Regions from separate parts of the Homo sapiens genome. Here region 2 is linked to region 1. A link is an interaction called in ENCODE POLR2A ChIA-PET data of the cell type or tissue named here. Cell type or tissue: GM12878. All regions are shown on one strand. Region 1 overlaps SMG1 (SMG1 nonsense mediated mRNA decay associated PI3K related kinase). Region 2 overlaps RPS15A (ribosomal protein S15a).

Region 1 (4,000 bases):
TCCCAGGTAGCTGGGACTACAGGTGCGTGCCACCACACGCAGGTAATTTTATTTTTTCTATTTTAGTAGAGACGGGGTTTCACCATTTTGGCCAGGGTGGTCTCAATCTCCTGACCTTATGATCTGCCTGCCTTCGCTTCCCAAAGTGCTGGGATTACAGGCGTGAGCCGCCGTGCCCGGCCATTTTTTGTTTTTTGTTTTTTGTTTTTTTTAAAGTAAGACTTTTGAGAGTGCTCATATGTTGATGATGTGATAAGCAGTAGTAAAATGGGAGATTTTGCAACGTACAAAAGAAACAGGCCGGGCACGGTGGCTCAAGCCTGTAATCCCAGCACTTTGGGAGGCCAAGGTGGGTGGATCACGAGATCAGGAGATCGAGACCATCCTGGCTAACATGGTGAAACCCCGTCTCTACTAAAAATATAAAAAATTAGCCGGGCGTGGTGTTGGGCGCCTGTAGTTCCAGCTACTCGGGAGGCTGAGGCAGGAGAATGGCGTGAATCCGGGAGGCGGAGCTTGCAGTGAGTCGAGATCACGTCACCGCACTTCAGCCTGCGCGACAGAGCGAGACTACATCTCAAAAAAAAAAAAAAAAAAAAAGACAAGACATACCTTGGAAAATGGGGGGAATAGACAGATCCAGATGATCTCTATGGATAGGAGGTTTATTTGTTCCATTATGCGAAGATGATGGGAAGAAAAGCTGTATGTGCAGATGCAGGTGAATTTGTGGATATATTAGAAGGAAGATGACAGGCAGTGATGGAGTGTTGAAGAGCTCAAACATTAGACAGTACTGGGTCTGAGTTCTGGCTCTGCCTTTTACAAGCTGTGCAACCTTAGGCCAGTTATGAAACCTTAGTCATCAAGTTATAACTAATAGGATTGTGTTGAACATGAAATGACATGATAAACGTATGTAAACTGCTTGGATCAGTTGCCCACTAGCTCTTGTTAGGAGCTAAAATGTTAGCTCTTGCTGAGGGTGTTGTCAAATGGCTTCTACTTCTCATGAAGCAGAAATCTATAAGGTCATCCACTGGTAGTGGTGGGAGAAGGAAGAAGGTGCAGAAAGTTTTACAGATGTTTTGGAAAGGAAAGAAACCCGGTGAGGGAAATGTGGGCAACTTCAGAGGCCCACTTGAAGTCAGAGAAAAGGAGCACTGGGGCATGGATGTGAGGGGGTACTTTCTTCAGCTTTTCTCTGAAGACAATTATGCATGTAAAACAAAGGTTAAAATCAGATCTACTGCCCTCCTGGAGTTACTGGCTTCGTTTGCTCCTTCTGGCTAATTTGATTGGAGGTCTGAAAATAGAGAATATTAGAGGTTCCTTGGAAGGAAAATAAGCAACACTGAAGTCAAATCTTTATCATGTTTGCTAGAAATGTTACTAAAAAACAAAATTTATGGCCGGGTGCAGTGGCTTATGCCTGTAATCCCAACCCTTTCGGAGGCTGAGGTGAGTGGATCACTTGAGCCCAGGAGTGCGAGACCAGCTTGGGTAACATTTTGGGAATGTTGTAGGGAATGGGACAAAAAAAATACAAAAGTTGCTGGGCGTGGTGGAGTAAGCCTGTGGTCTCAGCTACTTGGGAGGCTGATGTGGGAGGTTTGCTTGAGCTCGGATTGCGCCACTGCACTCTAGCCTGGGCGACAGGGTGAGACCCTGTTTCAAAACAAACAAACAACTTTTTTTGAGCTACAGTATATTTAATGGTTTTAAATATGAGTGCAGAGTAAGAGGGAGTCCAGTCCATAAGATGACCCTTGCATCTAATACTAGTTGCAAGTTTGGGGGTTCCCAAGACCACTCTTTTTTTTTTTTTTGAGACAGGGCCTCTCTCTGTCACCCAGGCGAGAGTGCAGTGGCATGATCACAGCTCACTGTGCCCTGACCTCCTCCCTCCCAGGTTCAGGCAGTCCTCCTACGTCAGCCACCTGAGTTGCTGGATCTATGGGCGCATACCACCTCGCCTGGCTAGTTTTTCTATATTTTTTAGAGACAGTTTCACCATATTGCCAGGCTGGTCTCAAACTCCTGAGCTCAAGTGATCTGCCTGCCTGGGCCTCCCAAAGTGCTGGGGTTACAGGCTTGAGCCACTGTGCCTGGCCAAGACGACTCTTAGGTTGGATGATTTGCCAGGAGGACTCACTAGAACTCATTGAAAGCTCTCATACCCATGGTTAGAGTTTATTGCAGTTTAGGGATTCAGATTAGAATGAGCCAAGGGTAGAGGTGCATAGGGCAGAGTTCGGGGAAGTTCCAAATGTTGGAGTTTCAAATTGTCCTGTCCCTGTAGAGTTGTGAAAAATGATACCTTCCTGGTGGCACTGGTGTGCGACAATACTCATGAATTATTGCCTACCAGGGAAGCTCACTCTGTTTTTTATGTCCAAAGTTTTTACTGGGGTTCCATGGTTGCATGCCCATGTGGCTAACCTTAGTCTCCAGCCCCACTGGAGGTCAAGCTGATCCATGTGACTCAAAGCCCCCACCATAAGTCACATTATTAGACTCTGCTGTGGCCTAAAACCCCCAGATGAACAAGGACACCTTCCCCCCACCGCCACCCCCCCCTTTTTTTTTTTGGAGATAGTCTTGCTCTGTTGCCCAGGCTGGAGTGCAGTGGCATGATCTCAGCTCACTGAAACCTCAGCCTCCTGAGTAGCTGGGATTATTACAGGTGCCCGTCACCATGCCTGGCTAATTTTTGTATTTTTAGTAGAGACAGGTTTCACCATGCTGGCCAGGCTGGTCTCAAAATCCTGACCTCAAGCGATCCACCTGCCTTGGCCTCCCAAAGTGCTGGGATTACAGGTGTGAGCCACTGCTTCTGGCCAGGACCCTCTTATTAGGTATGACATTTCAAGAGTTTAGAGATTACCTTCCAGAATTCACAGGTAAAAGCCAGACCTCTCCTTGGTGAAGATACAATTCTTTACAATTTTACAATAGTTAAGTATATCTTATCAGTCTATATTGGCTGTTTAGTTGACAGACAGTTAAAAATTGGTGACAGTCCAGATGTGGTCACTCATGCTTCTAATCCTAGCATTTTGGGAGGCTGAGGTGGGAGGATTGCTTGAGTCCAGGAAATTGAGAGCAGCCTGAGCAACATAATCAGACACCTGTCTCTACAAAAAACATAAAAATAAAAAATTAGCTAAATGGGGTGGCATGCACCTGTGGTCCCAGCTGTTTGAGAGGCTGAACCCATGAGGTCGAGGCTGCAGTGAGCTATGGTCATGCCAGTGCACTCCAGCCTGGGTGACAGAGTGAGACCCTGTCTCAAAAAAGGAAACAAATCACCCATAAATGGATAATTAAGATTTGGTTATTATAGACACTTAATACTGAGGTAGTTAAACTAGTTTTACCGATAAATTATATTAATTTAATATTTCAGTATTGCAAAACTGATGCATACTCATTTATAATTTTGACATGGAATGGTTCTATTAAATTTGAACTTAAAGTTCTCTGCAAGAAGAGATTTGTATAATAAATTCCCTGAGCCTCTCAAATTAATATTTTAGCCATAGACTCATATTTAGAGCAGTGTTTTTAATGTAATGATACAAGGCCCAGGGTTATTCATAGTTTCACCCTTTCTCTTATTCCTCATTAAAGCATGTTTGAATCCAGGTAAGAGGCATTACAGGGGAAAACCTTGAATTTATTTTTGAAGGGTAAATCATTTTCAAGTGGTATTAACCATTAGTATGGAAAGCAACATATCCTATAACTGCTCTGTGACAGTGAGACTATCTTTGCTACTTTAGAGAATAAGTACATTCCTACTTCATTGGCTTTAGTGCAAATCTCATTTCCTGGTTTATATCCATTATAAATTAGATCTCACCATGAGAGCAAAATCCCTTAATAAACCTAGGTAAAAGCAATTTGAAGTAATATGATGCTTACTCCAGTGACACCACTAGGTATGGTGTTTGCATCAAGTCATTTTGGGGTGCTTTATGGAAATACTTCCTAGTAG
Region 2 (4,000 bases), 120 kb after region 1:
CACGCCTGTGATCCTAGCATTTTGGGAGGCTGAGGCAGGCGGATCACCTGAGGTTGGGAGTTCGAGACCACCCTGACCAACATGGAGAACCCCGTGTCTACCTAAAATACAAAATTAGCCAGGCCTGGTGGCACACACCTGTGATCCCAGCTACTTGAGAGGCTGAGGCAGGAAAATAGCTTGAACCCGGGAGAGAGGTTGCGGTGAGCTGAGATTGTGCCATTGCACTCCAGCCTGGGCAACGAGTGAAACTCTGTCTCGAGAAAAAAGAGAGAGAGACAGGGTTTCACTTTGTTGCCCAGGCTGGAGTGCAGTGGCTGTTCACAGGTGCGGTCATAACACGCTACAGCCTTGGCTTCTTGGCCTCGAGCAGTCCTCCCCGCTCAGCCTCTTGTGGATTTGGGAATACAGGCGCCTGCCACCGTGCCTGGCTATTTGCCACATTTCATGTGTTGAGCTTCAGGTTCTGAGAGGCACATGAGAGCTTAGACTGGCAGAAAAGGGGGGTCGTGTCCACTTTCATGTCTGCCCTTTTGGCTCACTGCAGATAGTTCCCTGTGATCCCAGATGAGGGCCAGAATCAGTTCTAAGCCTAGGCCTTTGGGAAAACTTAGTTTGGGAGTCTTTGTCCTTAAAAGCCTATCTGAGTTCAAACCCTTGTTTTTCTGCTTTAAAGCCATGAGATCTTGGGCAAGTCACAGCCTTGATTTCTTCATCCGTAAAAGTGGTAATAGTTCCTCTGTTTATCACCTGATTTAATTTTGGTAAAGCACTTTATGAGCTGACACAGTAAATGTGTATCTTTGTGGTTAAGAATTTATACCCTCCAAATTATGCGTCTGGTGCCTTGGTTGAAAGTATTCTCACTTCATGGTTGCTGTATTACAGGTACGGTATTCTCACCAAAATCATTTCTCTTTGTAATTATGATACTGATTTTAATGCCGCACATTTGCATACTATATGCTTGTTACAGTGATCCCCACAGTAACTCATGAAGCAGCCACTCATTGTACAAATGAACGTCTCCATATAATAGTTTAGCTATTATACAGTACATGGCAGAAACACAATTCAAACTCAAGTTTATACGAATACTTTCAAGTCTCCTTACCTGAGAGCAGAAAGTGACATTTAAATTTAAAGGAGTTCCCAGCCTTTGTTTTCAGTGCAGTTTGTTTCATGGTGTAGGCAGAAGTCAGGGCTGTGTGATTGTGTGGCTGGGCTCTCTGGATTTGGCTCTTTGGGTTGCAGGAGTCATGGCTCATACGCTACATGAGGCACCAGCTCATGTAGGCACTGTCAGTTCCTATGTGCCCCACAGGAAAGCGCCCTTAACCACTGATGAGTGTTGATGTTTTTCTGCACTAGAAGGCACTATGTTGAACTATTAAACTTACCAGCACTTTCTTTTTCCACTCCATAGTTTCATTGTACTGACAACCTCAGCTGGCATCATGGACCATGAAGAAGCAAGACGAAAACACACAGGAGGGAAAATCCTGGGATTCTTTTTCTAGGGATGTAATACATATATTTACAAATAAAATGCCTCATGGACTCTGGTGCTTCCACTTGGTCGTTTTGAGCCTTTACAGCAGTGTAGCCACAGCTTCTGCGGCAGCATGCAGTTGCTTCGTTTATCGGTGAATGCGATTCCCTGAAGTGACTAATACAGCCAAGGGAAAAAGTTCTTATGAAACCAGTATGCCTAAGAAACAGTCACCCCTGCTGTCTGCCAAAACCAGGTATTTGACACTAAATATTTTAGTTGTATTTCAGTTTTTTTTTTTTTTTTTCTTTTTTGGAGACAGAGTCTGACTCTATTGCTCAGGCTGGAGTGCAGTGGCGCGATCTTGGCCCACTGCAACCTCCACCTCCCGGGTTCAAGTGATTGTCCTGTCTCAGCCGCCTGAGTAACTGGGATTACAAGTGTGTGTCGCCACATCCGGCTAATTTTTATATTTTAGTAGAGACAGGGTTTCGCCATGTTGCCCAGGCTGGTCTTGAGTTCTGGGCCTCAAGTGATCAGCCTACCTCGGCCTCCCGAAGTGCTGGGATTACAGCCACGAGCCATTACACCTGGCCTATATTTCAGTATTTTCTATTAGTTTTTGATGAATTTGTTTTGCCTGGCTAGGATTATTCTGTAGATAGGATTTTAGATCTGGCTTTTGTCACTGACTGCTGTAATAAATACTTGCTAGGAATTTTTTTTTTTTTTTTTTTTTTTTTAAGACAAAGTCGCTCTGTCACACAGGCTGGAGTGCAGTGGCATGATCTTGGCTCACTGCACCTCCGCTTCCCAGATTCAAGTAGTTCTCGTGCCTCAGCCTCCTGAGTAGCTGGGATTACAGGTGTGTGCCACCATGTCTGGCTGATTTTTGTATTTTTAGTAGAGGTGGGGTTTCACCATGTTGGCCAGGCTGGTCTCGAACTCCTGATCTCAAGTGATCTGCCTGCCTTGGTCTCCCAAAGTGCTGGGATTACAGGTGTGACCACCACGCCCTGCCTTAAGAATTGTTCCAAGAGAATCTGGTGCCACTTGCAGGTGCCCATTGAAGTGCAATGGGCACTGTTGATCACTGAGGAGGTAGTGGGTGCTGACCCGGTGCTGGGGCCTGTCCCCTAGTCTCTGCTTTGCCCTTGGCTAGCTAGGTGGTGTGCCAAGTGGGGAGAGAAGCTACCTTATTAAGGGGCATGGATCAGCTTCCTGAAAGGAGGGCCTGCCTCTGTAAGATATGGGAAGTCGCTGAGAATGTTACAGAACGGCCCTAGAGATGGGGCAGATAACGGCCCCCATTTGTGAGAAGTGAGTTGGGAGGCATGTTTGGGGCCTCTGATGTTTGGGAGGCTGTGGGTAATTAACATGAGTTTTGGGGTCCAGCAGCAGAATTCAGGTTTCCTCTTCCACTCAGTAACCTCAGCATCCGTATCTGTAATGGGAATGATACAAAACCTATCCCCAAGTTGAGGGAAAAATGAGATTGTGTAAAGCGCACTTGGCACATGACAGTCACAAGCATGGGGACAGTGAGTCCAGAAGGATTTTCTTATGCCAGCATTGTAAGCCCTAGGATCACAGGGCTCTGGCTTGTTTAACCATCGTGTCTCTGGTCCCTAGCCTGCAAACCTGGTGTGTAGGGATGCCTCAGTCGCTTACATGTTGATTGAGTGAATCGTCGGTTTCTTTCTGGACACTGACTTCAAAAATAAAATAGGATATGAAAATGGCTCCATTTGTTGTCACCATTTTGTGGGGATCCTATGTCCTTTGAAGTGGTCAGGAGTGGGAGAAACGTGACAGGGGAAGAAGGAGTGGTGTGGCTGATGGATTTAACATGTGTTCTTTTATGTTGGCAAGGAAGCGGATGACCTTACCCCTTGTTCCTCAGATCCTGTAAATGGCTTTATAACATGACCCAGGGCTGCTTGGTGTGGGACTAGACCCCAGGGTTTGAGGGTCTGAAGACAATTTAGGTTCGTGCTGGCAGGATGTCTTGGCTCAGAGACAAGTATTTCTGTGGGGTGATCCCAGCATCCTCCCAGCATACTGCTGCTGTTGCTAGGCAGAGACCCCGGAGTGGGGAGAGGGTGATAGCATCTGGATCATCCATTCCTACCTAGGTGGTTTTGGCTCATAGTAAAAGGGACCCAGCACCTATCCGCTGCTCAGCCTCGGAGCTGCAGGTGTCAGGGATATGATGCACTGTCCAAAAAGACATGCAAAACTTAACACCCCTGCATTTTCATGGAGAGACCCCGTGGAGCCTCTGACCAGAGGCTGAAAGAAATGTGTCATTCAAAAGACCAGGGAACCACTGCCAAGGACCCCTACATTCAGCAACACATCTATACTCGTGCCTGCCACGTGTCCTCACTTAGAGGCTATTGTCTCACCTCAGGGTCAGGAGTGCCAGGTGAAAGAGCACACAGGTCTCTGGGCAAGGCAGAGTTTGAAGCTAGGTCTGGACCAACGTCTGAGAGGATGACTTCACCC

Evidence for each region. ChIA-PET counts read pairs that join two places held together with the same protein. Peaks named below come from ENCODE experiments on the same cell type or tissue, not always from the same donor. Only the 100,000 strongest peaks of a DNase experiment are listed, where the experiment ranks them.
Region 2: POLR2A ChIA-PET joins it to region 1 with 6 read pairs; 6 of 35 experiments call an interaction of 5 or more read pairs at or near these places.

The regions. Positions count from the first base shown.
Region 1 is chr16:18,900,535-18,904,534 of GRCh38, reverse strand. All of the region lies in intron 1 of SMG1 (SMG1 nonsense mediated mRNA decay associated PI3K related kinase), which reads left to right. Among named protein-coding and RNA genes, the nearest start is that of SMG1-DT, 24 kb to the left of the region's middle. In GM12878, no CTCF peak of the experiment used is centred here; no DNase peak of the experiment used is centred here; H3K27ac peaks cover 721 bases.
Region 2 is chr16:18,780,529-18,784,528 of GRCh38, reverse strand. It overlaps RPS15A (ribosomal protein S15a), which reads left to right. Exons shown (of 5, transcript NM_001019.5): 5 at 1,427-3,234. The coding sequence ends at 1,520. Among named protein-coding and RNA genes, the nearest start is that of RPS15A, 7.8 kb to the left of the region's middle. In GM12878, no CTCF peak of the experiment used is centred here; no DNase peak of the experiment used is centred here; H3K4me3 peaks cover 812 bases; H3K27ac peaks cover 426 bases.